Regions from separate parts of the Mus musculus genome. Here region 2 is linked to region 1. A link is a loop called in an ENCODE intact Hi-C map of the cell type or tissue named here. Cell type or tissue: heart. All regions are shown on one strand. Each heading gives the region's core, and the rest is flanking DNA. Links, peaks and the distances in the headings are about the cores only.

Region 1 (12,006 bases), core at 1,566-9,565:
CCCACAAGTTACCTAAGATTAGCAGAACAGAGCTGAGTTGCTTGGGTTGGGAAAGAATATCAAACTCAGGTGACTTCCTCCAAGAGTGAAAGAAACATATTGTGTTTGTTTTGCTTTGTTTTGTTTTGTTTTGTTTTCCAGTGAGAGTCCACTCAGAAGGCAGCTGTTAAGAGAAAATACTGAATGTATTAAAAATACAACATACTTGTATAGACTGTGCCTAAATAAACTTGGATTGGAAATATCCCACATTGCTGGAGGCTGGAAGGCCTCACTTGCACAGGTGTGAAGAACTGGAAGGAAACTGAGTTGGGGGAGCAGGAGGTAAGACCTCTATGAATGGAACCATTCAAAAGTCAACATTTCTCTGGTTGTTCACTGTTCCACAAGTGCACACTCTACCAAGCACATCTAATGAAGACCGGTGATAGGAGAGGCACCATCTAACTCAGGAAGCTGCTGGAAAAGTATAGTAACTCAATAAAGATGCTGAAGCATGAAGTTAGATGGTTTCACTTGGCAGCAGCATCCCATGATGGGATACAAGTTTTATTTTCTCAAATTCCTCGGGATCTGGAGGCAGAGCTGTAGAGAAGTGTTCAAAAGCTTGTTGTCCCCCAACAATTTGCCCATTGTGTAGGTCAAAGAACCCAGAGCCAGGGAAACTCTTCATGGAGAGTAACGAGACAGACAACCATCAAATAGTAGAAAGCTATGCACAAGAAGACTGAATTTCATCTTCTTTTATTTTTTTAATCCACCCAATTTTATGTCACCCCAATAAAACCACCAATAATTCTGAACTAATCAAAAAAATCATCTTTCCATTATTCCCAATTGTGTGTATATAGATAGCAAGGTGATCAAGCAGCCCATTCTCCTGCTCAGGATGGACTTGGTTTCCAGATTCTCCTACCACTTACACTTCATTTAAAAAGTGCACGGAACATCACTTAACTGCAGGACTTTCTGTCAGTGCGTGACAGAGGATGCAATCTGTTGAGGTGGAAGCAAGAGCACTGACCTTCAGCATTTAGAGAGAAAGTAGTGAGAGAAAAAATAGATTTTTTTCTCTCTATTATTCATGTAACTGAAGTTTGGGCAGCCAAATTACTGAACATCACTTATTTGTAAAGTCCTATCTCTCATGTTGGTCTAATATAGAGACATGAAATATTGAGTAAGAAACATGATCTATTATATAAAATACATGTCCTGCAGAAAACTTTGTGTAAAAATTTTTATAATAAACTCAGAATTTACCAGTGGTGGGCATAGGAAGAAAGAAAAAAAACCAAATAGGATTCAATATAGAAAATCTCTCAATGGTCAAGATTAGAAGAGTGTGTGTGTGTGTGTGTGTGTGTGTGTGTGTGTGTGTGTATGTGTGTGTTTGGATTAAAACCCAAAGAAGAAAATACATATCTTTGAGTTTGTTTTGATGATAATAAATTTCTTAATTGCTGTTAGAAGTGGGGGACAAATATTTTAATAGAAAAATTCCAGATAGTAAATGTAGAGGCAATTAGAGAAATGGAAGATTATCATCATGGTACAACAGTCATAGACACTATAGAAAATATTTATAGGTAAATGTCAGGATCAGTAAGATAACTACATCCAACATACTTATATAATCTTAATATATATCCCCCAAATATGTATTCATTAGTATGTTGTCTTAACATGTAACTCTAACATCTTTGGTACTTGTGGTTCCAGGAAGTAGCATTTCATTCTCTGGTCTTGAGTGTCCTTTGGACTTGGTGACTCATTTCTAGCAAATAGACTACAATAAGCAAAAAAAGATAGCAATCTGGAAGAAAATACTTTAACCAAGTGGTCAAAGCTAATATCACCAGTAATAAGATATTAGTGCCACACGGACACTAATGTGATATGATAAAGAGAGCAATTCTGTGTCCTTCTCCCAGGTTTCTTAATTTTGATAAAAACACAAGATGAACCAACCCTACAGATGGTCTACCAACAAACTTGATGAAAATTCTTCAATGTGTTCACCATGAAAAACACAGAAAGATTAAGAGAAACAATTAGAGGTTGCTGTGGAGACTGCCAAAAACAAGGAAAGAATTTGTCTTACAGTTTGAGGGAACAATCAGTCCATTATGGTAAGGATGGCAAATCAGAGAAAACATGAAATTATTGGTAGATAATGTCTACAGTTCAGATGCAGAAATATGAGTGCAGATATCCATCTGCTTTCTCCTTCATGGTTTTGATTTAAACTTGGACACCAGGCAATGATCTGGTACCACCAATATTCAGATACGAGTCATCTGTCCTAAGTTAAACATCTCTGGAAACACCTTCACAGACATACCCACAGATATGTCACATAGATTATTCTAAATCTAATCAAATTGACGATAAACTAGCATAATGACTTAATGCACTGTGTTGTCTCAGCCTGGACCACAGAACAGATAAAAAGCAGTAGTGAAAAATCTAATGATATTTAAATAAAGTCTGTACTTACTACTGATAGGCTAATATTAATTTTTAAGTTATATATATATATATATATATATATATATATATATGTATGTGTGTGTGTGTGTGTGTGTGTGTGTCTTGTTGAATGTATGCTACCTGTGTGGGGGCAGAGGGGTGTAGGCCAGAAGAGGGCATCAGAACTACAGAACCTATAAGCTTGCAGGTAGTTGTAAGCTGCCAGCATTGGTGTTGGAAAATAAACTCAGGTTCTCTGAAACAGTGATTATTCTTAGCTCCTGAGCCATTTCTCTAGCCCTCAGTGTTAATTTTTCACTTATGACTTCTGTATCATTGCTGTGTAGACTCTTTACACACACACACACACACACACACACACACACACACACACACATGCATCCACACACGTGCGTGCGTGCATGCGTGCGTGCGTGTTATACTTGGACTCTTTGACTCTTTGCCTATCTGACACTTCTATAAATCTGAGATTATTTCAGGGTTGAGAAATCATAAAATAATAATAAACCAGCATGGGATAATAGAATCCCTTGCCAATGATGTGATTTTGAAAACTGTGTTACCCCCATGCTGTGAACTAGATTAATGTGAAACAAAAGTAAAATGAAAAAAGTGTGCCTTCATCCCACAGGTAAATCGCATATACAAGAATTACACAAGTTTTGTGATTTAGTTAAAGCAGGCTGGATTTTTAATATATTCATAAAGAGTTTAAATTTGTCTACAAGTGTGCTGACACTCAACATTCAGTAGTCATTTACTCTTATTCAAATACATTTCAATATCTGCTCACATGCACAGAGGGAGAGGTGGGGGAGATGAAGATAAAGATGTAAAGATCAAATATGACATCGATCTACAGGAGAACACAGACAAAACATCAAAATGCATGAGCACAAAGGCAGATAGGTAACGTATGAGAATATAACAACTTAGCCAAGCTGTCAACATACATTCCTTAAAATATTTCCCTTCACACTCCTACAAATAAACAAAACACTGGAAACTTTATTTAAGAGTTGGTGGACTAGGGTCCAAAGATGATCAAACAATTTGCTAAAACGCAAAAAGCTTATTTGTACAACTTAGGACTAATAACTCAAGCCTGCTAAACTTCCTCTATAGTACAAACATTTCTTCAAGTTAAGATATATATTTTGCATAATAAAAAAAAAGATAGCTGTAGAAGTAACATCCTGTGGATTTCCACAGGCACATGCAGTTGTGGAGACCTCCCATGGTCAAGATGCTAAAAGGTCAGGTTTCTGCTTCCATAAATTCCCAGGATCAAATTTCTGTGGTACAGATAAGCATCCCCCAACGTTCTAGTTCCCTCATGGCACTATCAGGACGTGGCTAAATCTGTAAGAGATAGGTCCAAGTGCTCATTCCTTTGGTAATGAGAGCTTAACCCTCTTCCTCCCTCTTTGATTCTTAGCTGCTAAGAGGCAAGCAGTTTGCTCCACCACAGCCCAAGCCACAGTGTTCTGCTTTATGCTACATACAAGTTAGTAAGTTCCAGCAACCATGGATCGAAACTATGGACCTAAGTAACTCTTCCTGTCTGGTAAACTGGTTAGTTCAAGCATTCATTAGAGTAATATAAATCTGATTAAGACAGTAGAAATAAGTAATGAGCTTGCTACTTGATCTGAAATAACAAAAAAAAAAAAAAAAAAAAAAAAACCAAACCAGATGTATGAAGAAATACTTTTTGAGACCATTGGACACCAGGCCAAAAAAGGGGGGGAGGGGTAGTGATTCCTGAATAATAGAAGGGAGTTCAGTGGGCCTTGTGGTTGCTCCTGCTTACTGGCTTAGGGCTTGTACGTTATGGCACAGGATAGAGGAACTCAAGCAGAGGCAGCAGAGTTTTGGAGCTGGAAGTCTAGTGAGATTAGAGTGGCTGGAGTTCATAGGGTGGAGTATTAGAGTAAGAAACCAGAACAGAAAAATTAAATAACAGAATTTAGTCATGTACCCTGCAGAGTGACCACTAGTGTCTGTGTGAGGAAAGTGGCCAACGCTACTGAAAGAATTACCTGGCATGAGTGAAAGGAGCAGTGTCGAAGATTCTGAGTACTGATGATGGCACCTGCTCATAACAGCCATACCTGAAACTTCAGAGTTCAAAGTGGAGGCTGTATATCAGTCAAAGGTACATTACACATATACATATACATATACATATACATATACATATACATATACATATACATATACATATACCTGCACCTGCACCTGCACCTGCACCTGTACACCCACATGCACATACATGTACACGCATATATATATATACATATATATAATGTACATATGTATCATGTTTATGTACTACATGTAACATAGACATATGAGATTTATTAAAATGGCTTACAGGGTATCATCCAGCTAATTCAACAATGGCTGCCTACAAATGGAAGGTCCAAGAACATAGCAGTTGTTCAATCCCTGAGGCTGGATATCTCAGCAGGTCTTCAGTATATAGCAGAACTAGGCTGTGATGCCTGCAGAGGGCTATATTTGCTAGCAGAGGAAAGAGCGAGCAGGTACCAGTGACTATCTTGGGATCCTACAGTTGACTAGTAGTCATGACTCACGGCCACTGCCCAACCTTACAAGAGGGCATCATACCACTTAGCACTGACCTTTAAAAACATATCAAAATCAGGTTTGAAATACGGTTTCTACATATCATCTCTGCAATATTGTAAATTGAAAAACAGTTGGACGCTACCTGCATTGAGCAGAATACTAAGACCCAAAATTCTATACCTACTGAAAATATCTGTCAAAAGTAAAGGTGTTTTAAAGGTCAATTTTTTTTTCAAGCATACACAAACCAGAAGGTTTGATCACAAGCAAACCTATACTATACAAAACATTAAAAGGAAGTCCTTCAAGCAAAAGAGAAGGCATGTCAGATGGAGTGTTACAGGGACATACTCAGTGTATACAAACCACTGGCAAAGGTAGAAGAGAACAAAGAAAGAGAAAAATAAATTCAGGACTGTATTTAATACAACTTATTACAAATATACACAAGCCAGTGATATGTCTTAGACTCAAGCTAGAAAGTGGACCTCTGCATCCCAAGATAGAAGGAAGGGCTTTACAATCTGAGCTCCAGAAGGATGGACTACAGCCAAATGAAAGGTACTTGGCCTTTAAAAAATTAATACATCAAACATCTTTTAGGAAACAGCCCAGCAATTCAGATATCAGTGACATTCACACACACACACACAAAGTGCAGTGTACTATTCTAATGATGTTTTATCCTATTGCATTTGGAAGCTGTACCCCTTGGTAGGGGAAATGACAGTTATGGTTAAGATGGCTTTAGTCACATAAAGCTAGATCCTTACATGAAACTCAGAATCTACACAAAAGATTAAAAGCAGTGAAAATAGAACGACGTGGGTAAATATATAAGATGTTTTCCTGCTGTTTACTTCTACATAGAAGATGATTGCCTGCAGCTACAGAGATGGCTCAGTGATTAACAGAACTGGTTACTCTTGCAGAAGAACAGAGTTAGATTGCCAGAACCTACATGGTGGTTCAGAACTCTCTGTAACTTCCAGAGGATCTAACATCCTCTTCGAGCCTCCTTGAACACTGCACACAGGCACTGAATGCACGTGTACATATACATAGATGTGGACAAAAACTACACACGTAAAGTAAAAGTTAAATCTTTAAAATTAAAAAAGACATTTGATTTTTTTTTGACAAAAACCCTTTTAAGTAGCATGAGCTTTATAGCTTTGAGAAAAGGGCATGGAGCTTATGGAAACATGAAGGAAGGTAAAGTGTGTTGTGATAATACAAAATCCATTCATGTAAAAAGAACAACTACAGTCATAAAGGCATTGGAGTGAGTTAGGATTTCCGCAAATGTATATGACTGATATTATGAGTGGATGCTTGCTCTCGGTTGGCTGTTCTAGTTTGCAGAGTGTTTAGAGTCATCCCTGGATTGTAGCTCCAACTTAAACCAGTAACACTACTCAAGTTGTGGAAACCAAACGTCCCCTAGGAGGTGACAGCATTCACTATAAGTGACCATGACTTATACTCAAAGGCTGACTATGATAAGTTAAAGATGTGTTCCATATACCATGCAGAGAGCACTGAAATAAAGGGACAGAGAGTTCTAACAAACAGAGCAAAGTAAGTCATGGATATTGTTTTATTAACCCCCCTTTTTAAAAAGCAGTCAAAAAGGAAAAAGAAGAAGATACAAACACAGGAAAAATAGTAATATAACAGTATGGTCATAATCACCACATTCCATATACTTTCAGATGGACTAATAAAGTGATACCCAACTATATTATAAACAAGAAAAAGTAAATGTAAAGACATGAAGAGATTTAAAATTAAAATAGGAAGAACTGTGTCATGGTAACATTGCTCATAAGAAAACTGGAATGCTTGTCTTAATAACCAATAGGCCAGGAAATGATAAGAACTGGTACATGAGGTTATATTACAGTTAAAAGAAGAAGAAAATCAGCAGAATAAGAACAGACAACTTACAGAAAAGGAGAAACCATTGCTGCTACATATCTAACAGATATTAATAACTAGAGTAGTTATGGACTTGGCTGGGTTATAAGAAAAAAGAGATAGAATGTGAAGTTGTAAGGGAGTGAATTGAGGAAGAATTAAGGAGAGGAATTGTAGGTAAATATGATCAAAACACATTACATATATGTATGAAAATCCCAAGGAATTAGTAAACTATTATTTAAAAAAAGAAAAATAAATCCAACGGGATCCAGTCATTCTGCAATATTTGCCAAAGGTAAAGCATTTGTAGATTTCTGTATGTGTGTATGTTAATTTGTAATGGCTCCAGGCTGAAAATAGTACAAATATCCATCAGAAAATTAATTAAAAAAAATTGTGTTACAGCCATCAGCCATCCAATGGATTTACAAGGCTTAGGAATAAAGGCTTACAGATAAGGGATATACTGATCATCTTGACTGTGGCAGTGGCTTTCTGGGCACATCATATGTCTAAATGTATGCACTGGTAACTTTACCAGTGTGTAATCTGCCATGTCAGTTATACTACAAATTTCACAAGATAACATGCAGAGCAGTCACCATGCCAATCATCAGGATGCCAAGAAAGAGTGGGTAGCAACAAAAAAGTAGGAATAGTTCCTGGTAAACTAGCCCTAATGTACACTTTAAGCATAGCCTGATGGTCAAAGACTCTTCTGCAATAGGTAAGATGTTCAACCTCCTATCTTACTTTGTCCCTTTTGTAGACAAGGGTCACGTTTACCCGTCCATTCAAACTTTCCTGACCCCAGGAGCTTCTCATCTTGCCTGCAGTAGGGAACAGTGGTCATAGCTCACAACCTTCTCCCTACTATAAACAAAGATACTACAGTGATGAAGAGGATCATTCCTGTGCCTTTTGAGTTATTATTACAAAAATATGACATCACTAAGATGACACACTGAGATTCATTCACTAAAACTAGAAGGCAAATTAACATCATCCCAGACATATGACTCTGGAAATATACTAGAAAATAGACATTGGCGTATGTTCTGTGACCTAGCCATTAAAAAAAAAAGAAAGTCATTGAATTCTGACCCATTCAGTACCACATCCACTGTTGCATAAACTTAGCAAGGCAAATGGCAGGACTTGGCTGTAGATAATCAGGTAATCAGGTGGTGTGACACATAGAAACATCCTAAGAATCTGGGCTGAGTCCTCTGTAGATCTAGGGTTTGACGAGCTGGAATGTGAGAGGAATGAGGGGCCAACACCCACTTGTAATCTGTAGCCTGGGGCTCTCCCTGTTTACAGCCAATGGCATCTCAGAACTCCCAGCACTCATCATCTACTCCATTGGTCAGCCTCTGTTGATGCCTTGCAGTATCACTGCTGATTGTGGTTGCTTGGCTCTGGCACTGAACTCAGACCTTCCATACTCATTGATTCATTAAGCATCTACAGTAGCAGAATACTGGAGTGCATACAGGGCCTCCTCAGATGGCTCAGGCAAGCAGTGTTCTCCTGGAGAAACTCTTTCAGTTAGGGCAACATCAAACTGATACATGGTGATTTGGTCCTAACTATGACATGGAGTTGACAATGAGAGCCTAAAACAGAGGATCCTGCGACATCTGAAGGATGGGGACAGCTCTCTGGAGGAAGGGCATCAAAGCTGAGAGTCGGGTATAAATTACCTGGAAAAATCAGAGAAGGGAATCCCAGAGTATGAGAGAAGAGAGGGAAGCCCAAGTTGAAGAATCAAGAGAATGATAGGAAGGCTGCAACAGAGAGGGTCATTTGTGAGCAAAGCGAGACACGACTCTTGGATACTGTGCTGAAGATTTAGAAAGAATGGAAAGCCATTCAAAGATTGTCTATTTCCACTGTATTGTGGATTCCCAAGTCTTTTATATCAAATTCTACATGGTAGCCAAGACAACCAGAACATTTTATCAGCAAGAAATTAAAAACAAACAAAAAACCCAAAATTGTGCTTTGGGTCCTTTAGAATGTTTAACTTGGGTTAGTTGGTCATCTACTTTTCAAAGCTATCTGATTCCATTTTGCAACTTTATTCCAGAGGGTAGGTAAGCAAGTAGCTTAGTAGGGAATTCTAAGTCATATTCTGCCTAGAAGTCAAACCCACCACCCCCCACCACCCCCCACCACCCCCCACCCCACCCCCCACGTACCCTCCGCAGGAACTCTGATCTGGAGAAGGGAGACTGTTGAGGCTCCCCCAGAGTCACTTAGAAGAGAAGATACAATGTCTCCAGCTTTCACCCAAATTCTAATGAGTCGTGTGGTCCTTCCCAGGTTGCAATATGCTTTCACTTTCTTGTCCTTGTAGCCTTCCTAAAAGCCAAAGACAACAGTAAGAACTGTCTGAGGGTTTGAGTCTGTTGGGTTCCACTTTAGTTGGCTTCTGAGATGGTTTGGATAGAAAGGCTGTAATCCCAGCACTCAGGAAGCAGAGGCAGGCAGACCTCTGTGAGTTCAAGGTCAGACTGGTATTCAGAGTGAGTTACAGGACAGCCAGGGCTTCACTGAGAAACCCTGTCTCAACTACCCCCTTACTCCCCAACTACCCTCCTCCCCACCCCTGAAAAACACAGGCTGAAGGGGACGCAAGGGGGAGCATTAAGGAGATACTGAAATTTCCTAACCAACTCGATAGAAGCAGAAGCCAGGCATTCCTGATCATTCTGCTTGTTGTTCTCAATAGCTCCATCTTTCAGATTAGGAAACTGTGCCATGTTATAATTTACCCAGTTAAAAAGAAGTCTTGGCTTTTTATATATTAGTGTGGCTCCGGAACCCTCCTTTCTCCTGTCACCTTCTACAGTGGAGCCCTTCACAACGACGAAACCATCTTGCCTTTCAGGGAACTTACCTGTTTGCTGTGGTTTCTCTGAAATGCAAGACCCTCACCAATTCTCCATTACAGTCAATACCTGGACTGAAATGACCCAGAGAGAGGCATAACCAAAAAGCAAGAAATGCTCTAGGTCCTTGTTTTTCCTCTGTTCTGTTCTTGGAACCATTAACAGTGACTTCATTCAGCTGGATCCCTGTGTCCTCGAGCAAGTGCAATGCGCGCGCGCGCACACACACACACACACACACACACACGCACCATGCACACATACATACACCTGTTCCCCCCACCTCTTTCTTCCTTCTTTCTCCTTTCATCCTCCTCTCCCTCCATCCATCTTCATCTTCCCTAAATAGAACACAAACCTCACAGTCCATCAGTACTTAGACATTTTCTAAGAAGAAAGAGGGGCCTGAAGTCATCATTCTTAGAAAGAAAGTGAACCAAAACCCCTCTAGTTATTTGTAAATCTCTATTTCCACCCCTATATTATCTATCCATCAACCCTTTCTGAGAGAAAATGTTCCAGTTATGTGCCCCTGGATGGCTTAGAGAGGAGCAAAATGTCTGTTTCCTCCTTCATCCTAAGGATATTCATCAGAGCTGGTTGCATTCAGACATCAGACAGTTACAGCTGCTTCTTCCATTTTCCCCTTTGCTGATATCCTGTTTGCCCTGCTTCGAGTCACTCCACATTCTGTAAAACCCTGGGAGGCTCCTCACCCTGGGAGGCTCCTCACCCTGGGAGGCTCCTCACCCTGGGAGGCTCCTCACCCTGGGAGGCTCCTCACCCTGGGAGGCTCCTCACCCTGGGAGGCTCCTCACCCTGAGAGGCTCCTCACCCTGGGAGGCTCCTCACCCTGGGAGGCTCCTCACCCTGGGAGGCTCCTCACCCTGAGAGGCTCCTCACCCTGGGAGGTTCCTCACCCTGAGAGGTTCCTCTCCCCCAGAGGCTCTGTGTTATACCAGCAGCTTTTGACTCCATTTCAAGCATGGAAGATGACCACTGCCCAGTGGCCCTCAGTCACTACCACCTGTCCATCACCAACCATGCAGCACAGAGCAAAACCTGATGTAACCTTAGGGATAAAAACTGGCTCTGCTTTATACACTTATTGAGACTGTAGGAGCACATGGCATATCAAAATCACATCAGGGAACGCAGACTCAAGAATTTGTCAGACACCAAAACAGGGAAGAAGTATAACTCCCTCGCCTGGCTCCCACAGGATGGTGGATACCTTGCTCTGTGATGGCAATGGCCCCACACCAACTATCATCTGATACCTGAGATGTACTCTAAAAAACACCAGGCAGGACTTCTGGCCATCCTTGGGTTCAGGTTCTTTCTCCACCCTTTATGGACACAGCCTACTCAATGCCCACACAACTGCTCACCTGCCTGCATGGAAAACCATTCATTCTGCTCTGCCCAGTGCTGCCCTGTCACATCACAGCTGAACTCAACTCAGCGTCTTCTCTCTGAGCCTTGACTCTCCAGTGGCCTCAGCAACAACCTCCTCCCTAAAGATGGTCTGGGTTCACTATCAATATAAATGTATGGCTCCCATGCCACACCTTAATCCTTTTAACCTCTTTATCGCATACCCATTCTTTAAATTGTACATATTCACAGGTGGGAATGAAGACTTACTATGTGATATGAGAGATACTATTAGTAATTAAAATTTGAATAAAAGAAACTGGATTCTCCTTAACTAGATTACTAAGAGAATGCTACTGAAACCATTGGGCCTCACGAATTTATGGCTAATCAATTCTGACATCATGGAAAGATACAAATGTGTTCATGTGCCTCTTACCTAATAAACGTAAATAAATGTATTGAGGCAGCCCATAAACCACATTTAAGGTATCTCCTCCCAGAAATGTAACTTGGCTTTGAAGCTGAACTTCACATCTGACTAGAGGTTGTATCCTTGGATTTCTCCCATTCCCTCTGTCTTCAGGGGGAACAAAGGTTGAGATAGAGGTAGAAGTTGAAAACATCAATAGAGAGATTTAAACCAAAGCAATTTTTAGAGCTGAGGGTAGTGGCAGGAAAGAAATCCCAGCACTCAGAAGTCTAAGGCAGGATTGTGAGT
Region 2 (12,006 bases), core at 1,492-9,491, 77 kb after region 1:
TTGTCTTATTGACAGTGTTCTTTGCCTTACAGAAGCTTTGCAATTTTATGAGGTCCCATTTATCAATTCTTGGTCTTACAGCACAAGCCATTGCTGTTCTGTTTAGGAATTATTCCCCTGTGCCCATATGTTCAAGGCTCTTCCCCAATTTCTTCTCTATAAGTTTCAGTGTCTCTAGTTTTATGTGGAGGTCCTTGATACACTTGGACTTGAGCTTTGTTCAAGGAGATAAGAATAAATCAATTTGAATTCTTCTACTTGCTAACCACCAGTTGAGCCAGAACCATTTTTTGAAAATGCTGTCTTTTTTCCAGTGGATGGTTTTAGCTCCTTTATCAAAGATCAAGTGACCATAGGTGTATAGGTTCATTTCTGGGTCTTCAATTCTATTCTGCTGATCTACCTGTCTGTCACTGTACCAGTACTACGAAGTTTTTGTTTTTTTGTTTTGTTTTTTTTTTTATCACAATTGCTCTGTAGTACAGCTTGAGGTCAAGGAAGGATGGTGATTCCACCAGAAGTTCTTTTATTATTGAGATTAGTTTTTGCTACCCAAGGTTTTTTGTTATTCTAGATGAATTTGCAAATTGCTCTTTCTAACTCTGTGAAGGATTGAGTTGGAATTTTGATGGGGATTGCATTGAATCTGTAGATTGCTTTCAGCAAGATGACCATTTTTACTATATTAATCCTGCCAATCCATGAACATGGGAGATCTTTCCATCTTCTGAAATTTTCTTTGTTTTTTTTTTTTCTTCAGAGACTTGAAGTTCTTATCATACAAATCTTTCAATGCTTACTTAGAGTCACACCAAAGTATTTTATATTATTTGTGACTATTGTGAAGGGTGTTGTTTCCCTAATTTCTTTCTCAGCCTGTTTATCCTTTGTGTAGAGAAAGGCCAGATTTGTTCGAGTTAATTTTGTATCCAGCTACTTTGCTGAAGCTAATTATCAGATTTAGGAGTTCTCTGGTGGAATTTTTGGGGTCACATAAATATACTTCATATCATCTGCCAATAGAGATAGTTTGACTTCTTCCTTTCCAATTTGTATCCCCTTGATCTTTTGTTGTCTAATTGCTCTGGCTAGGACTTCAAGTACTATATTGAAAAGGTAGGAAGAGAGTGGGCAGCCTTGTCTAGTCCCTGATTTTAGTGGGATTGCTTCAAATTTCTCTCCATTTAGGTTGATGTTGGCTACTGGTTTGCTGTATATTGCTTTTATTATGTTTAGGTATGGGCCTTGAATTCCTGATCTTTCCAAGACTTTTATCATGAATGGGTGTTGGATTTTGTCAACATCCATTTTTTCAGCATCTAATGAGATGATCATGTGTTGGGTTTTGTTTTTTTTTTTGAGTTTGTTTATGTAGTGGATTATGTTGGTGGATTTCCATATGTGGAATCATTCCTGCATCCCTGGAATGAAGCCTACTTGATCATGATGGATGGTCGTTTTTGATGTGTTCTTGGATTCTGTTTGCAAAGATTTTATTTAGTATTTTTGTATCGATATTTATAAGGGAAATTGGTCTGAAGTTTTCTTTCTTTGTTGGGTCTTTGTGTGATTTAGGTATCAGAGTAATTGTGGCTTCATAGAACAAATTGGGTAGAGTACCTTCTGCTTCTATTTTGTGGAATAGTTTGAGGAGTATTGTTATTAGGTCTTCATTGAAGATCTGATAGAACTCTGCACTAAACCCATTTGGTCCTTGGCTTTTTTGGCTGGGAGACTATTAATGACTGTTTCTATTTCTTTAGGGGACATGGAACTGTTTAGATCATTAATCTGATCCTGAATTAACTTTGGTACCTGGTATCTGTCTAGAAAATTGACCATTCCATCCAGGTTTTCCAATTTTGTTGAGTATAGGCTTTTGTAGTATGAACTCATGATTTTTTTTTTTTTTTGCATTTCCTCAGATTCTGTTGTTATGTCTCCCTTTTCATTTCTGATTTTGTTGATTAGAATACTGTTCCCATGCCTTCTAGCTAGTCTAGCTAAGGGTTTATCTATTTTGTTGATTTTCTCAAAAGAACCAGCTCCTGGTTTCGTTGATTCTTTGTATAGTTCTTTTTGTTTCCATTTGGCTGATTTCAGCCCTTAGTTTGATTATTTCCTGCTGTCTACTACTCTTCGGTGAATTTGCTTCTTTTTGTTCTAGAGCTTTTAAGTGTGCTGTCAATCTGCTAGTGTATGCTCTCTCCAGTTTCTTTTTGGAGGCACTCAAGGCTATGAGTTTTCCTCTTAGGACTGCTTTCATTGTGTCCCATAAGTTTGGGTATGTTGTGGCTTCATTTTCATTAAACTCTAAAAAAGTCTTTAATTTCTTTCTTCCTTTCTTTCTTCCTTTCTTTCTTCCTTTCTTTCTTTCTTCCTTTCTTTCTTTCTTTCTTTCTTTCTTTCTTTCTTCCTTTCTTTCTTTCTTTCTTTCTTTCTTTCTTTCTTTCTTTCTTTCTTTCGTTCTTCCTTGATCAAGTTATCATTGACTAGAGTGTTGTTCAGCTTCCACATGTATGTGGACTTTCTATTATTTATATTGTTATTGAAGATCAGTCTTAGTCCATGGTGATCTGATAGGATGAATGGATTATTTCAATATTTTTATATCTTTTGAGGCCTGCTTTGTGACAGATTATATGGTCAATTTTGGAGAAGATACCATGAGAAGCAGAGAAAAAGGTATATACTTTTGTTTTAAGATAAAATGTTCTATAGATGTCTGTGAGATGCATTTGTTTCATAACTTCTGTTAGTTTCACTGTGTCTCTGTTTAGTTTCTGTTTACAGGATCTGTCCATTGATGAGAGTGGGGTGTTGAAGTCTCCCAGTATTATTGTGTGAGGTGTAATGTGTGCTTTGAGCTTTAGTAGAGTTTCTTTTATGAATGTCGATGCCCTTGCATTTGGAGCATAAATGTTCAAAATTGAGAGTTCATCTTGGTAGATTTTACCTTTGATAAGTATGAAGTGTCCCTCCTTGTCTTTTTTGATAACTTTAGGTTGAAAGTCAATTTTATTCGGTATTAGAATTGGATACTCCAACTTGTTTCTTGGGACCATTTACTTGGAAAATTGTTTTCTGGCCTTTTACTCTGAGGTAATATCTGTCTTTGTCCCTGAGGTGGGTTTGCTGTAACCAGTCTGTTAGTCTATGTCTTTTTATTGGGGAATTGAGTGAATTGATATTAAGAGAGATTAAGGAAAAATAATTGATGCTTCCTGTTATTTTTGTTGTTAGAGTTGGGATTATGTTCATGTTGCTGAAACATTACTTTCTTGCTTTTTCTAGGGATTAGTTTCCCTCCTTGTATTGGAGTTTTCCCTTTTTATCCCTTGAAGGGCTGGATTTGTGGAAAGATATTGTGTAAATTTGGTTCTGTCATAGAATACTTTGGTTTCTCCATCTATGGTAATTGAGATTTTTTGCTGGGTATAGTAGCCTGGGCTGGCATTTGTGTTCTCTTAGGGTCTGTATGACATCTGCCCAGGATCTTCTGGCTTTCATAGTCTCTGGTGAGAAGTCTGGTATAATTCTAATAGGTCTGCCTTTATATGTTGACCTTTTTCCCTTACTGCTCTTAATATTCTTTCTTTGTTGTTTGCATTTGGTGTTTTGATTATTATGTGATGGGAGGTATTTCTTTTCTGGTCCAGTCTATTTGGAGTTCTGTGGGCTTCTTGTATGTTCATGCGCATCTCTTTCTTTAGGTTGGGGAAGTTTCCTTCTATAATTTATTCACTGGCCCTTTAAGTTGAATATCCTCCTTCTCATCTAAATCTATTATCCTTAGGTTTGGTCTTCTCATTGTGTCCTGAATTTCCTGGATGTTTTGGGTTAGGATCTTTTTGCATTTTGCATTTTCATTGATTGTTGTATCAATGTTTTCTATGGAATCTTCTGCACCTGAGATTCTCTCTTCTATCTCTTGTATTCTGTTGGTGATGCTCACATCTATGGCTCCTGATTTCTTTCCTAGGTTTTCTATCTCCAGAGTTGTCTCCCTTTATGATTTATTTATTGTTTCTACTTCCATTTTTAGATCTTGGGTGGTTTTGTTCAATTCCTTCACCTGTTTGATTATATTTTCCTGTAATTCTATAAGGGATTTTTGTGTTTCCTCTTTCTGGACTTCTACCTGGTTATCTGTATTCTCCTATAATTCTTTAAGGGATTTTTGTGTTCCCTCTTTAAGGGATTCTACCTGTTTAGCTGTGTTCTCCTGTATTTCTTTAAGGGAGTTATTTATGTCCTTCTTAAAATTCTCTACCAGCATCATGAGATATAATTTTAAATCCAAATCTTGTTTTTCTGGTGTGTTGGGGTATCCAGGACTCACTGTGGTGGGAGTACTGGGTTCTGATGATGCCAAGTAGTCTTGGTTTCTGTTGGTAAGATTCTTGTATTTGCCTTTCACCATCTGGTAATCTCTAGTGTTAGATGTTCTTGCTGCCTCTGGCTGGAGCTTGTTCCTCTTGTGAGTCTGTAAGCTTGTGTCAGCACTCCTGGAAGACCAGCTCTCTCCTGGCAAGCCCAGTGCACAAAGGGCTGTGGAATAGCCCCACCTGCTGGGTGCAGATGGAGGACCTTAGGACCCTGTCCCAGCTGCTCTGCCCACTTCTGCATCCTGTGCACTCCTCAGTGGTCCTGCCTTAGAGAGTCACCAGAGAGAAAAATGGTGATCTCACCTGAGTTCTGGGGTCAGAGCACTCCCTGGAGGCAAGTTCTCCCCTGGCAGGGAAGGTGCACAGAGGACTGCAGAACATCCCCACCTCCTGGGTACAGATGTAGGCCCACAGGACCCTATCCCAGCTGCTCTGCTGCTTTTGCATCCTGTGCGTTCCTGAGTGGTCCTACCTTAGAGAGTCACCAGAGAGAAAATGGTGATCTCACCTAAGTTCTGGAGTCAGAGCATTCCCTGGAGGCAAGCTCTCCCCTGGCAGGGACTCCAGTGTTTTTCTCTATGTTCCTTCCCCCTTTCCTCCCTCCTCCCTCTCCTCCTTCAGAAAGTGATCACCTCCCACTCCCTGGTCTTTCTCCACATTCAGCTCTAGTCTCAGCATTCTTAGATATGTGAGTGGCCTCTCTCCAGTTCTCCCCAGTTGAGAAAGCCAGATCAAGCTTTCAGAAGTCATTCCATTCTGCAGGCATCAATCTCTACCTGGCTTCCTTGGGGTGACTCTTACACAATCTTCTGCATCTCCCCTAAGAGCCTCCAGAGGGGTCCTAAGACCCACAGTTCAGATGAGGGTCATAGCATGGCTCCCTACTTCTTTAGGATGGCCTTCTGGCTCACCTGTCATGGATAGTGCCCATCAGCAGCCAGTTCCACTTGTCTCCTGACCTGTCAGGGAGTCTATGGTCATGAGAGCTGGATGGTCCATGGTGTAAGACAATGTAAGCTCCTCTTCCCACTCTAGTCCTCTCTCTCTCTCTCTCTCTCTCTCTCTCTCTCATGGTAGCGAATAGCATTTGGATTTAAGACTGAGGAAGGCCTAGGATATGTTTGTTTGACCTTTGTATAGAGACATTGTGCAAGACATATTTCTTATTCTTCTAGTAATCACTTACTGAGTGCCTATGATGTGCCTGGCTGTGTGGAGCAGGGCTAGGGATTCCAGGATGGCCTGATGGGGCATAGAGTGATGGGGCATGAACATTCAAATGGTGACAGAATTGCTAACTATGTATCATGAACTGTGCAAAGAGATGTAAGAGGTCTGAGAGAGAGGACAACAGCTATGCAATGTTCTAAGGCTGAGACTTCAAAGTCAGAAAAAATAGAAAGCATTGTTCTCCATCTAGCACCAGAACCAATTCACGCACCAGACATTGTGTAAAAAGCAATCTTGTTTCGTCCTGACAAGGGATGAGTTTTACCTCTTGTATCTGTAAATGAACTCCCTACCCCTGAACAGGATGCCTGGTCTGTGGTATACAACCCAGCAGCTCTGCCTTGTGTAGGGTCAATAATTGGTCCCTGGTCTCTGTGACTGCATGGTTTGGCAATTATATGGTTAATTTGAGTGTGTCCTCATGGAATTGAAGTTTTCATAATGGCAGAAGAAAAGATTCAACTTACCTACCCTCATTCTTCAAATGCTAGTACACTGCTCAGCAGGGCTCAAGTCTAACCATTTACTGAGTTAATGTCAGAAATAGTTCAGAATCTGTGGAGACTTTCAGAGATTCCAGGACCATCGTACCTTGGGCTGTGGTCCTCTGAGTTTCTTCTGCTCTGCCTAACCATACAAGAAGCAAACAAATCTATGTATATTTGAAGAAAATAAAATCTATGTGTTCTGTAAGAAAAGTATAGAAGAACTAGGATAAAATATTTCTACATAGACTATAAAAAGAATAGTCTAAGTTGTATAGACATAATGCATTCCTAATTTCTTTTTTCTCTCTAACTTTTTCTCCCACCTTCATGCTTAGTCTAGCTTTGGGCCTGTTTTGATCAACTTGCCAAGCTTATTAAGTTCAGGAACACATGTATAAAAGTGATCCCAAGGAACAGTCCCAACAAGACCACTCCTGCACCTCCATGGGGGTCTCTGCAGCTGAATAGTTCCATCAACTCTCCGCACAAATACACTCAATGGCATTGCCAGGAAATCAAAGAGAAATAAGATATCTCTCCAAAGTTCAAATGAATTATGAAAAATTACACAACTGAATGCTGAAAGTAAAAAAAAAAATGTTGTAAGGAATGATGGGGACTTAAAAGTAGGGCGGGGAGTTGGCAGAATTGAGCATGTTCTCTTGGAGAGAGTCTTATAGAGAAATAGCTTGCTAGCTGTGTCAGCAGCAGTGGACTCTCTAACTTAAACAAAGCAGAAACACATACACCAGAGTTGTCTTTTCTGCCAGTTGGGGTTCAGAGTACACTGGGGGATCCATGCCAGTTGTCGGAAACAATGATAATGACAACTAGTGATTTTTTTTTCAGCTTTTACTATAGAGCAGATACTCTTTGCTTGTTTAATCCTCTGACTTTGTAGGTGATGAGCATCACCACTCCTAATTACAGATGGAAGAAGTATGGCGAAGTATGGAGAATTTAAATATCTCCCCCCTACCCCACCCCTATCCCTGCAAGCTCAGCTAGAAAGAAAGAAAGAAAGAAAGAAAGAAAGAAAGAAAGAAAGAAAGAAAGAAAGAAAGAAAGGGAGAGAGAGAGAGAGAGAGAGAGAGAGGGAGGGAGGGAGGGAGGGAGGGAGGGAGGAAGGAAGGAAGGAAGGAAGGAAGGAAGGAAGGAAGGAAGGAAGGAAGAAAGAAAGGAAGGAAGAAAAGAAAAAACCTAATAAAGCTTAAATTTGAATTTATATTATTGGAACTGCCATTTCATGGTTGCAGGACTGAAAAGAGAAAGTTTGAGCATGTCATACTGGGGAGCTTGATGTTATGTGCTATCCTATGCTAAGATTGATGCAACAGTATTTCCTAGGAGGACCTGTTGGGGAGAGAGACTAGAAGCAGGAGCTTCTGCCCATTGGGAGAAAGAATTGGGCTAGTCCTCCCGAGGTTGGACTTTCTGTCACTGTGGCAAATACCCAAGAGAAATAACTCAAAACAAGATGGCTTTCTTTGGGCATAGAGCTTCAGAGTTTCCGATTGGTGTCCCCTACCCCTGTAGCTTTGGATCTGAAGTGAAGAAGTGCATCCCGGCAGTAGAAGAAGTTGACAGACATGGCTAGTCACCTCACAGCAGCCAGGAAACAAAGGAGGGAGGATGGGGCCACACCTGTGTATGAGTTTCTTCTGAGATTAAAATTTTCCCAATTTGAAAGGAATCTCATTAATATGCAAGATATTTACAAGGAAGTAAAACAGCAGGATATTCTAAGGGACAATAACGCATTCCATCTCCAGTGAAACTCAGCAAAACAAAAAGTAAACAATTAAAAGTAGCTTCAGGAAGTCCCTAAAAGTGACCAGATTTACTAGGTCCCACGCTCCTGGAGCATATATAGCCTGTAGGGGCTGCTGAGAGATATTCTTAAATAAGCCAAGCTATGAAGGAGACTCTTAAGACAAATTGAGCTGCCTAGAAGACTCTTATACCAACCATGCAGCTTAGAAGCAGAGATCAGCCAGGCTGCCAGGAAGAGGTTCAGACCAGCTGATCTATCTGCAAAGGACATTCTCTAACTGTTAAGGTATTTACAGATTGTACGGTGTGGGCCAGTCTTCTAGTCTTCATAAGCTGTTAGTCATGTTGGGGTAGGCTTTGCTGATATAGCTGTTTTTAAGTTATTTGTGCACCTGTAAGTAACTCTTCTCCCAAATTCCTAGAAATAACCCCAGTAAAACTCATAAATTCACACAGTTGGATGTTGGTGGTATCCATACTTTGGTTAGCCTCTGGATCCCTACCTAGAGTGAGTTGATATTTGTTTATATCCCCCCAAGAACAGTATCACACAACAGCTAGAGAGAAGATAAAGTGTTCAAAGATACATATACCAAGATAACTACTTCCTTAAACTAGCCCTATTCCTTAAGTTTCCACTATGTCTCAAAACAGTGCAACCACATGAGGACAAAGTCTTCAACACATGGTCTTATAGGGAATATTTCAAATTTGAGCTATAATGCTGTCTAATGCTTAGATTCTCTATAGAATCCTACCTAATCTTAGGACTTTATCACACCTTCTTCACACAGAGATGAAATGGATTTAAATGACCAAGTTGTATTATCACATTTAATGTTACTATAACAAAACACCTGAAGCTGGGTCCTTTATGAAGGAAAAAATTTTAGCCCACAGTTAGGAAGAATCCCAAACATAACTCAGCTATATCAAAGGTCTCATGGTAGATGGTATCATGATAGATAGATCAACCTTCTCTGAAATAGTAAAAATCCCAGGAGAACTATCTTAACCACTTCTAGACAATACCCCCAAATGACTCTCCACCTCTTAAAGGTCACAGAATCTCTCACCACCACCATATTTAAGATCACTCTTCCAACACATAATCCTTTAGGGGACAAACTCAAGCCACATTCAAACAAGGTAAGCTGTCTCATCCAAGTTTCCATACCTACTCATTAGAATTAATTTGAATATTTGTCTGTAAATCATTAGAATTAATTTAAGTATTTGTCTGTAAACTAATAGCTTCCACCCTCCTCTCCTTAAAACCCTAATGTCTGCTTTTCAGAGCTTCCAAACATCATGACATCAAAGGCTTATTATAGCCAATATGACTACAAGTTAGGGGCATGTTCCTCAAATTGTGTTTCAGGGAATATTGGCCATAGGCAATGCCACGTTATCTCCCTACTGTCCATGAAAAAACAAAAACAAAACTGTAGTAGTCAAGTAAGATTGGAAATCCCTTATATCATACAGGTACTCCTTGGGAGAACTTTTATGCACAAGTAAAATATTTCATAACGCCTTAAAAAAAAGTGTTAAACTTTGTTTAGCACAATATATTTAAATAGCATCCATGAGCAACTCTATGCACAAACCTCTGCAGAAAACATAGGGAAACGCTGCCTTGGAAAATAATGGCTCTCAGTCTCCTTTGTTGTCCTATAATTCCTGGAAGGAATAATAATAGCCTCTATTCATTCAACTCCAAAGTTTTCTCCAAATGCCTTTACAAATATCATCTCATCTTATAATATTTGAAGTTCCAGACCAACAGTATTCTTCAAATTCCTTCTTTTCCTTTCTTTGAAGTAGAATCCCAAAAGATACCAATTAGGTAGCTCTATCTCAGAAAGTTAATACCCACCTCTACCTTATTTTTTTTTTTTCCAGATCAAAAGGGTGAAGTTTTCTACTGCTTAAAGCCTGTGCTCCTGGCAGATTTTTATCAATTCGAGGAACTTCTTAAAATGCATTTTGTAAATGTCAAAGATTAACACTTCTCAGCTCCCTTAAGAGATTTACCTCCCAGACATTTATTCCGATACAAACTACTTTCTGTTAAGTATTACTTTACAAGGAACACAATCACCAGTAAAATATTTTAAAAGAAAATGAGGGGTTTCTCCTATGGAGCACTTTAATGGATCAAAGACTTCCTTTCCTAAAAAAAGAAAAAAGAAAGAAAGAAAAAATACCTGCATTTAAAAACAGTAAAACAGGGTGCCAAGTTGATTCTGAAGGACCATACCTTGTTAGGTTTCAGCTGTAAGAGGACTGTCTGGGAAAGGAAAAGATGTTACTTTCCTCACTCAAATGAACTCATCCCTGCAGCTGCCACTTCTGTGAGTCTAAATTTTATCTACTCATCCCTCCCCACTTCTCTCCTGAACTCCCTGTACGGACATTCACATTTGAGCTGGTGTGACTCTTGGCTCTTCGCTAAGTCATCAGTTAGTGAGTCATAAGCTACCTTTATCTTGGGTTTTCATCATTATTTATAAAATAACAAATTGATAAGAGGTGGATACTGTGAGGCTAAAACTGAAACAAATGCAAAGCACCTCCTACGCTGCCCAACACACCACGGCAGGTAGCCAGTAGGTAGCCAGTAGGCAGAAGCACACAGACCTGCATATGTGCCTTAGCAAGCTGTAGTCAACAGAGATAACCATTAGCTATTTTCATGCCTTGTGATTTCAACTCACTCTGGGGAAGTGGAAGAAGGTTTGTCTTTGGTCCCTGAACCATTTTTAACTCAACACACAAGAATCACAGTCATCCTACAATGACAGTTGTGTGGGGCACCAGGGCAGGCTGCCTACCCTCAGCAAGGGAGACCTGAAGAGTCCTTGTTATTTCTCCACAGCTGTGGTCACAAACCTTGCATGAGAGTGTGTACCATCAGAATATCAGTAGACCCAGAAGGGAGCCAAAGCAAGCATATGCTCAGTCAAGACACTATTTGGTAGAAGGTATCAAAAAATATCCTTACCTCCAAACCCAGAGAGGTCATATCTACAAATGGTCACAATCACTGGATCCCAAAAGAAGCCAAATGACACCAGTTCAGCTCCCTTCTTCCTGTTAGCTGCCCATGATACATCTCCTCAAGAGAATGGAGACATTTTGGTCTCAAATAGTGACTATATACACACTATGTTGGCAAGGGGGGTGGTGGCAATGGAGGTGACCTTAACCCCCTTCTGCAACTGCCATGGAGGAGTACACAAAACCCTCTACTCCCTCTCCCAGAAGCTGGTGGCAATGTAGGCTGCACCAGTCATGCAAGGAATATCTGCATCTACTGAGCACCTCCAGCCTCTACCCTGTAACTCGCCTACTATCTCTGTGTCCCTTGGGAATCTTCCCTAGATGGCCTGAGGTGTCACCTGCAGCTAGAATGTCAGTAGGCTTGTCTGGCCCAACATACTTTGCACGGTCACTGTATCTGGAAACCTCAAGCCTGGGCAGAAAGCTGAACAGCCTGGCCTTGCAGACAAGGACAAAGGGTCTGCAGAGCCTGAGCATTCCAGTCTCCCACGTTCAGTGGAAGGCGGGGAAGAAAGGTCATTAATGCAGACGGTTTATGTTTTCCCAAGCCAGCATTCCTCACAAACAGCTGTGTTTATACAAAGCTAGAAGAAAAGGAGGGAGGGAGGGGGAGGAGAGAGAGAGAGAGAGAGAGAGAGAGAGAGAGAGAGAGAGAGAGAGAGAAGAGAAAGGACTGAGGATGTCCTGAGGATGACATCATTCTGTGTTGTCTGCCTTGGCTGGCTGGCTCCCACGGGAGAGAGAGGGCTGCAGCAGGCTGGTGAGTGGGGTTGGTACCAGGTAAGTATAAGCAACTTGGCAGTACCTGCACACAATTAGGAACAGCATTTCCCTGCTCTCCCCTCTATCCACCCCACCCCCAGCTTCCTAATATATTTATGCAGAAAACTCTTTTTCCTTGTACCAGCACCCACCCTCAGAAGAAGGTTAGATTCAGGACTCAGGTTCACTCTTTCTAATCTCTTCAGCAACTCCCCAACCCCAGAAGAAAAGCCTGACAGGAGGCAGGGTCATTAAAGTGAATTAAAATGCATCCAAGGGGAGATTAACCCCAAGCCATC

What was found. A loop is a pair of places that touch in the nucleus more often than their neighbours do. Peaks named below come from ENCODE experiments on the same cell type or tissue, not always from the same donor. Only the 100,000 strongest peaks of a DNase experiment are listed, where the experiment ranks them.
Region 2: it touches region 1 in a loop (3-fold over the local background); 3 of 42 quality-filtered maps call a loop at or near these places.

Annotation. Positions count from the first base shown.
Region 1 is chr1:73,655,440-73,667,445 of GRCm38, forward strand. The region is part of intron 7 of 6030407O03Rik (RIKEN cDNA 6030407O03 gene); the gene reads right to left. Among named protein-coding and RNA genes, the nearest start is that of C530043A13Rik, 130 kb to the left of the region's middle. In heart, for the core only: a CTCF peak has its summit at 5,009 (motif pointing right); no DNase peak of the experiment used is centred there; H3K27ac peaks cover 282 bases.
Region 2 is chr1:73,732,714-73,744,719 of GRCm38, forward strand. All of the region lies in intron 6 of 6030407O03Rik (RIKEN cDNA 6030407O03 gene), which reads right to left. Among named protein-coding and RNA genes, the nearest start is that of Gm29183, 88 kb to the right of the region's middle. In heart, for the core only: a CTCF peak has its summit at 4,577 (motif pointing left); a DNase peak (open chromatin) is centred at 4,588.